2 separate regions of the Homo sapiens genome follow, and region 2 is linked to region 1. A link is an interaction called in ENCODE POLR2A ChIA-PET data of the cell type or tissue named here. Cell type or tissue: A673. All regions are shown on one strand. Each heading gives the region's core, and the rest is flanking DNA. Links, peaks and the distances in the headings are about the cores only.

What was found. Peaks named below come from ENCODE experiments on the same cell type or tissue, not always from the same donor. Only the 100,000 strongest peaks of a DNase experiment are listed, where the experiment ranks them.
Region 2: POLR2A ChIA-PET joins it to region 1 with 6 read pairs; 3 of 35 experiments call an interaction of 5 or more read pairs at or near these places.

The regions. Positions count from the first base shown.
Region 1 is chr2:136,111,068-136,115,466 of GRCh38, reverse strand. CXCR4 (C-X-C motif chemokine receptor 4) reads left to right here. Exons shown (of 2, transcript NM_003467.3): 2 at 1-1,118. The coding sequence ends at 598. Among named protein-coding and RNA genes, the nearest start is that of CXCR4, 4.9 kb to the left of the region's middle. In A673, for the core only: no CTCF peak of the experiment used is centred there; a DNase peak (open chromatin) is centred at 2,296; H3K27me3 peaks cover 4,000 bases.
Region 2 is chr2:135,888,685-135,893,083 of GRCh38, reverse strand. No RefSeq gene overlaps it. Among named protein-coding and RNA genes, the nearest start is that of MCM6, 14 kb to the right of the region's middle. In A673, for the core only: no CTCF peak of the experiment used is centred there; no DNase peak of the experiment used is centred there.

The DNA.
Region 1 (4,399 bases), core at 1-4,000:
GGTGGTCTATGTTGGCGTCTGGATCCCTGCCCTCCTGCTGACTATTCCCGACTTCATCTTTGCCAACGTCAGTGAGGCAGATGACAGATATATCTGTGACCGCTTCTACCCCAATGACTTGTGGGTGGTTGTGTTCCAGTTTCAGCACATCATGGTTGGCCTTATCCTGCCTGGTATTGTCATCCTGTCCTGCTATTGCATTATCATCTCCAAGCTGTCACACTCCAAGGGCCACCAGAAGCGCAAGGCCCTCAAGACCACAGTCATCCTCATCCTGGCTTTCTTCGCCTGTTGGCTGCCTTACTACATTGGGATCAGCATCGACTCCTTCATCCTCCTGGAAATCATCAAGCAAGGGTGTGAGTTTGAGAACACTGTGCACAAGTGGATTTCCATCACCGAGGCCCTAGCTTTCTTCCACTGTTGTCTGAACCCCATCCTCTATGCTTTCCTTGGAGCCAAATTTAAAACCTCTGCCCAGCACGCACTCACCTCTGTGAGCAGAGGGTCCAGCCTCAAGATCCTCTCCAAAGGAAAGCGAGGTGGACATTCATCTGTTTCCACTGAGTCTGAGTCTTCAAGTTTTCACTCCAGCTAACACAGATGTAAAAGACTTTTTTTTATACGATAAATAACTTTTTTTTAAGTTACACATTTTTCAGATATAAAAGACTGACCAATATTGTACAGTTTTTATTGCTTGTTGGATTTTTGTCTTGTGTTTCTTTAGTTTTTGTGAAGTTTAATTGACTTATTTATATAAATTTTTTTTGTTTCATATTGATGTGTGTCTAGGCAGGACCTGTGGCCAAGTTCTTAGTTGCTGTATGTCTCGTGGTAGGACTGTAGAAAAGGGAACTGAACATTCCAGAGCGTGTAGTGAATCACGTAAAGCTAGAAATGATCCCCAGCTGTTTATGCATAGATAATCTCTCCATTCCCGTGGAACGTTTTTCCTGTTCTTAAGACGTGATTTTGCTGTAGAAGATGGCACTTATAACCAAAGCCCAAAGTGGTATAGAAATGCTGGTTTTTCAGTTTTCAGGAGTGGGTTGATTTCAGCACCTACAGTGTACAGTCTTGTATTAAGTTGTTAATAAAAGTACATGTTAAACTTACTTAGTGTTATGTTCTGATTTCTGTTGACATTCTTTTGGCTAGTAGAAGACAAAAGTAATACATTTATGGTATGCAAAGCACTATCCTAGGTATTTCATTGTAATATTTTACTTACCCCTTATCACAACTCTGATAGATTCTGCTTCTGTTACTAATTACATTTTATAGAAGAGGAAACGGAGGCACAGAAAGCCTAAGTAACTTGGTTAAAGGCATGTAGTAAGTATCAAATCCTGTATTTTAAACCAGGTAACATGACTTAACGAATCTGAAGCCTTCACCACTTTAAATTCAAATGGAAGTTTAGAAATGGCCAGCCAGCACCTATTTGTATGAAAGGTCATCTTTCAGAGGATAAGCATGTATAAAGAAGAAAAGGTATGCAGTCGTGTTTGGATTTTACTCCACCATCCACTTGTGAAACCCAGGTCTGTGCAATGCCAGACGGTGTGTGCTTTCCTCATCCAGTATCCTCAGTGTAGATAACCATCACTCCCTTTTCACAGACAAGAGAACTGAGATTCAGAGACTTTCCATACATTGCACTTTCAAGGGGGCAAAGCCAAGAACTAATTCTGTTTATTGTTCCAGCTCTTGCTCTTAACTCTTACCTACTATTGCCCTTCAGAACACCTGGGCATAAGTCAACTGAACTGCTAATAAAGAAAGCCAAAAGTGAATGTTTTCTTCATAAAATTAACCATGACCAAAATACTCCTCTTGTAATATCTTCTATGCAAATCTCAACACTTTTATTCTTAAACTATCGCAACACCTAGCACCTCCTCAAGGACTCAGCCAAGCAGCTACAAGTTAATACTGATATTTGTTAGAGTCAGAAGGAAGGTCCACTGAAGCAAGCTCCCTGTTGCTCACATTTTGCACAAGATTTTGGAGACTTATGTAACCACCCGTTGCTATTAACACGACCATTGTGCAAGCCCCAGGCTCTTGAGTAAATTTCAGCTTTGGTTTCTATTTAAAGATAATTTCTAAACTCTAGCCATACCTACCTCACATTGGAACACAAACAGGGTACACTCCAGGCATGCACTCAGATAATAAGTAGGATATAATTACGACAATATTTGGTCTACTTTTAGTAATTGTTTCTGGCACAGAAAATCCATTTTGGAGGAAAAATTGCAATGCCTTATCTTTCTGAGGCAAATCACATTTGTTCAAGGCAAATTATAGATCCTGTGAAGGGAAATAACTTAATTACTTAAAATAGAATCCAATTTGGCTGTACATTTTTGCTGCCGTCTATGGATCTGGGGTAATTCAAAGTGGTATTCATATTCTACTTGAGGACACAATTAGATTTCAGATAGGAAATTATCTTGAGGTTTCTTGGTTTTCCCTGAGAAGCCTAATTGGATCACCCTTCATTTAAGCATAGTTTTACATGCACTCTCTCAAAGGCTTAGTCTTAAAGCCACAACCATTGAGACAGACTTCACTTGAACCCTCTCTATAAATATTTATTCTCCGGGAGACAATAGAAGAAATCCTTGGAAGGCATGCTTTTTCTTTCTCATCTTGGCTTGAAACCTCCTTACCCCAGATTCCTCTCCTTTACCGTGGAGTCACAACAAAAGGAACTGAGCCAAAACAAAATTCCCAGTGTCACCAGTCTTAATGGATATTTCATTCTCCCTTGGAACAAAGATGGAATAGCTTTTTTTCCAAAAGAAAAACAAGCCTTGGCTCTCTCCCTGCCCCAAAAGGGTGCCCCCCACCCCCATCATTCTCTGTCCCAACCCTGCCATGTTAGAGCGTCTCCAAAGCCTTCCCTGTGTCGTGGTTTGTCTGACAATGTGGGGAAACCCAGTCTGCTGGCCAGCCCTTGCATGAAGTAGCTGATTGTTCCCTCTCCTCATCCCTTATGAATGGGGCCCTTGAAGTTCAGTCATGTAGATTCAGTTGTATAATGAAAGCTAAAATATTTAAATTGTATGCATGCTGCCAATAACAGCATACATCTGACATCTAACTTATTAATAACATTAAGCCTGCAACTAGGGGGGAAAGTGGATGTTTTCTCTTGCAAAGCCTTTGTTTTCCTAAAATGACACTTGAAAATTTATCTCCCCCTACTGCAGGCTTCCCAGCCCCCTTTTATAATTATGCTTAAATTAAAATAATGATTCTGGGATACTCTTTTGGGGAGATACCCTACAGGCTTTATTTTAATAATTGAACTAAGTGTTTGTGACTTTCTCCTAGATATTGTCAAATATTAAATAAAGGCTCCATAAACAATTGAGCTGTCTTATTCCCAGATAATACCCATTTAGGAGGGGCAAGGATCCCTGGAGACAAAATTTAGATTACTTTGGAAAATAATCAAGGCATCCCCGACACCTAGAAATGCAGAAATGCAACCTTGCAGCCTGGCATCGTAGGAATTTGCTCCACCCACGTTGAGGAAGTCTCACCCATGGCTGCCAGTGTGACTTAGCCAGTCAGTGCTGGAGAGATCCGCAAGCAGCCACAGATAGCATTCCCATGGACACAGCCTCAGAGGGAGGCTGGTGCCTTAGGGGCCGATAAAATAGTTGAAATGAATTCTTTAAACACAATGGTCATCAACCGGGGGCAACTGGCCCAACAGGGAACATTTGGTAAGGTCTGGAAACATTTGGGGTCATCATACTGAGGAAGTAGGGGGCGCGGGGAGGAGTAGTAGACAAGGTGCTAGTGGCATCTAGTGGGGAGGGGCCAGGGATATTGCTAGACATCCTACAATACACAGGACAGCCCCCACAACAAAATGATCTGGCCCAAAATGTCAGTAATGCTCAAAGTTGAGAATCCCTTTTTTAAGGTGATAGTAATAATCGAAATAAGGATATAGCCAACCAGTATAATTCTCTGAAATAGTATGAATCCATAAAAAGCTTGGTATTTGCTATGGTCTGAATGTGTCCTCTCAAAATTCTCATGTTGAAATCCTAACCCTCAAGGTGATGGTATTAAGAGATAGGGTCTTCGGGAGATGATTAGGTCATAAGCATGCAGCCCTCACAATTTGTAATGCCTTTATAAAAGAGATCCCAGAAATCTAGCTAGCCCCTTCTGTCGTATAAGGAAACAGCTAGAAGGTGCCATCTATGAACCAGAAAGTGGGCCTTCACCAGACACAAAATTTGCTGGTGTCTTGATCTTGGACTTCCAAGCCTTCAGAACTGTGAGACATAAGTTTATGTTATTTACATGCCAGCCAGTCTATGGTATTTCATTATAGTAGCCAGAACCGACTAAGACAGTATCACTG
Region 2 (4,399 bases), core at 185-4,184, 220 kb after region 1:
TTTGGTCATTGGAAAACACCAACAGATCAAATGGAGGGAGAAGAGAAAGGTCAGGATATTTATTTTCTTTCTTTGCTGGACCACATTCTAGCCACAGCTACTTTCCTCTCCTGAAGGCCACAGCCTCCACTCTACCAGTACCCCTGCTTCTTAGACCCCACTAGCTGCTCCCTCTCTGCTCCTTCAGACCTAAAGGTGGTAGTAGCTTCCTGTGGTTGCTGGCTCTAGGGTACTTCACCAATCCTTTCTGTTTCCTTTAAAGCTTCCCAAATCTTTATGGCTTCTTTACATAACTTTTCAAGCATATTTTGTTTGAGTGTGCCATATGTTTCTGACCGACCCTGACCTAGATAACATATCATACTGCTCAGGGAAATTTATATGCACATATCCAAATAGTATATGCATTCGGAGTCTGAAAGGATGCAAGCAGTAACATTTTTAACCAATTTGCTTTTTCCCATCTGTTTGTAAAAGTAGATTACATATATTGATGGATTATTTGGGCTTCAAAATAGTTATTCATTTTTCTAATTTAGTCAAATCTATTATAGAAATTTCCAAATTAACTATTCTACCTTTTTTTTTTTTGAGACGGAGCTTCACTCTTGTTGCCCAGGCTGGAGTGCAATGGTGCAATCTCGGCTCACTGCAACCTCCACCTTCCGGGTTCAAGTGATTCTCCTGCCTCAGCCTCCCAAGTAGTTGGGATTACAGGCATGTGCCACCATGCCTGGCTAATTTTGTATTTCTAGTAGAAACAGAGTTTCTCCATGTTGGTCAGGCTCATCTCGAACTCCCAACCTCAGGTGATCTGCCCACCTCAGCCTCCAGCCAACTATTCTACTTTTTAACATATTCAGTCAGATCTATATTTGAATGAGTGTTCTTGTAAGTCTGTTCTAACAAAGAAGAGCAGATCATGCAGCAATTCATATTTAAAAATTGCTAGCCAGGCGCGGTGGCTCACGCCTATAATCCCAACACTTTGAGAGGCCGAAGCAGGAGGATCGCTTGAGGTCAGGAGCTCAAGACTAGCCTGGGCAATGTAGCAAGACCCTGTCTCTACCAAAAATAAAAAAAATTTAGCTGGGCATGGTGGCACATGCTTGTAGTCCCAGCTACTCAGGAGGCTGAGGCAGGAGGATTGCTTGATCCCAGGAGTTCAAGGCAGCAGTAAGCTGACTCCAGCTGGGGCAACAGAGCAAGACCTTGTCTCTTAAAAAATGAAAAAGAGAAAGAAATTGCTGATCAGAGACAAGTTTCTGGAAGTAAATAAGATTAGCTGTTGTCTTCTTTCTTAGCGTAACTCAGAACCTGCTTTCTTTTGTAACAGACTCCCACATCTGGACTGTCACTGGGTCCAATTTGGGAGAGCTAACATTTCCACTTTGCAAGAAAACAGCCAACATCCACACTCAGCTTTAGTGCTGCTGACTGGTTATTGGCCACAGCCTCCACATAGCAAACTTAACATTTGCTTCAGAATGAGACTCAGTTGATTTTTTTACTTATGAGAAGCATTAAAATGCTAATTCTGAAATTCCTTTGTGTTCTTAGTATTGTCACCAGAATATTCAACGAGGCAAGCAAACATGGTGGGGCTAAACACATATACAAAATGGCTTTTGAAAATGCCTATGTAGATTTATCATTTGAAATGCTAAAGGTTCTGGGGTGTTTTTTTTTTTATTTTTATTTTTATTTTAAGGTGATAGGAAAGTAAAACATTTCTTGGATGTTTTTGAAGAAACCTATCATAAAAGAGCACCCTAAAGGAAGATTTGTTTACTGGAATTCCTTGCCTTTGCCTTTAAAAGTCTACCATTTCTACAGCGATAGCTGTAGAATGCACTCCACTGGTTTCACGTTTGTGAATTGTACTAGGCCATTTTTGCGTTGCTATAAAGGAATACCCGAGACTGGGTGATTTATAAAGAAAAGAGAACTAATTGGTTCATGGTTGTAATGAAGGCTGTAAGGAAGCATGTTGCCAGCATCTGCTTCTGGTGAGGGCCTCAGGAAACTGACAATCACGGTGGAAGGCAAAGGGGAAGCAGGCACATGACATGGGAGGAAGAGAGGACAGAGATGCCACACACTTAACCAGATCTCACATGAACTCAGAGTGAGAACTCACTCATCAGCAAGGCGATGGTGCTAAACCATTCATGAGGGATCTGCTTCCATGATCCAAACACCTTCCACCAGGCCCCACCTCCCACACTAGGAATTACGTCTCAACATGAGATTTGAAGGGGACAAATACCCAAGCCATATCATGACTGAAGAGAGATTTATTCGATAAATAACATTTTTACGGTGCCTCACTTTTTATAAGACATTCAAAAAGTGTTATAATAATAATAACTTCTTGGTTTCTTTGCACTTCCCAAGTCTGGAATACATGGAACTAATAACTAACTATCGAACAGAACCTTCAAACAACACTGCTCTGACCCATCTACATGGAGTGCTGTCAGTTTTGAGCTGTGCCTAGCACAGGAGAGGGCTCTAAAGCAGTTCCAGGCTATGGTTCAAGCAGCAAATCCTATGCTACTAAAGGTATCTGTGGTAGGAAATGATGCCATGTAGAGTTTATAGGAGGCCCCAGTAGGAGAATCACAACATAGACCTCCTAGGTTCTGGAGTAAGACTATGCCATCTGCAGCAGAGAACTATACACCATTCAGAAAAGAGACCCTGGCTGGCTACAGGGCCCTGGTGGAGATAGAGTACCTAATTATAGGACATCAAGTGACTGTGCAGCCAGATCTTCCCATTGTGTGCTGGATTCTTTCAGATTCACCAAGTTACAAGGGCTAAAAGCATCCTAGGATAATAGTTGCCGGCTGGGCACAGCAGCTCACGCCTGTAATCCCAGCAATTTGGGAGGCTGAGGTGGACGGATCACTTGAAGTCAGGAGTTCGAGATCAGCCTGGCCAACATGGCGAAACCCTGTTTCTACTAAAAATACAAAACAATTAGCTGGGCATGGTGGCACACGCCTGTGGTCCCAGCTACTTCGGAAACGGAGGCATGAGAATCAATTGAACCTGGGAAGTGGATGTTACAGTGAGCAGAGATCTCACCACTGCACTCCAGCCTGGGTGACAGAGCAAGACTCTCACACACAAAAAAAATATACGCACACACACACACACATGTGTAGTAGTTGGACACTTGGGATTGGGCACGAGTAGAAGGACCCAAGTAAGTTGGATAATAATCAGGACTCTCAGAGTTTCATGTCATCACCACTGTTGGGTCTGTTCTCTTCCTCAGCTCAAACTTATGGTCATGTTTGGAGTTGGAGGAAGAGGGGAAAAGGGAACCTCCCTTGAGACCAGCTGGCAGAGGATGAAAAGAGCCATGTTTGTTTCACGGTTGGGCTGACTTGGTAAGAGGCTGCTACTATTATACTACAACCACTTAAGGGTGGCCTTGAAAGACATAAAATCTTTCCAATGGGCAGTGCCTCTGGTTATATATTTTGTATGGAATGGGAAGTGGCCCAAGGTAAGAACAACACACATACATTTGTGGACATTAGTGAATGGCTAGGCTGATTAGTCAGGGGCCTGGAAAGAGAAAGATTGGAAGTTTAGGGGCAAGGAGGCTTGACCAAAAATCATATGGGTGGAACTACAGAAATAGGAACAAAATGTAAAGATCTTAGTATCATATGTTAACACTCACCAGAGAATATCCACCATGGAATTCTGGTGGACAGAATGACTTGACCATTTGACGTCAACCTGCCTCTGTCATCAGTCACTGCAAGTCTAGTACAACAGTCTAATGAAAGTAGGCAGGTGGCAGGGATGGAGGCTATGGACCCAACGTGGGTTCCCACTCACTGAGACTGATCTAGTTTCTCTCACTGCCAAATGTCCTATTGTGTCCGGAATTTATTCCTTTTGGTGGGTTCTCGGTCTCACTGACTTCAAGAATGAAGCCGTGGACCTTTGCGGTGAGTGTTACAGCTCTTAAAGATGGTGTGTCCGGAGTTTGTTCCTTCAGATGTGCCCCGAGTTTCTTCCTTACAGTGGGTTTGTAGTCTCGCTGACTTCAAGAATGAAGCTGCAGACCTTCATGGTGAGTGTCACAGCTCTTAAAGGTGGTGCGGACCCAAAGAGTGAGCAGCAGGAAGATTTATTGTGAAGAGAGAAAGAACAAAGCTTCCACAGCATGGAAGGCGACCTGAACAGTTGCCACTGGCTCAGATGGCCAGCTTTTATTCCCTTATTTGGCCCCGCCCACGTCCTGCTGATTGGTCCATTTTACAGAGCACTGATTGGTCCATTTTACAGAGTGCTGATTGGTGCATTTACAATCCTCCAGCTAGATAGAAAAGTTCTCCAAGTCCCCACTTGACCCAGGAAGTCCCACTGGCTT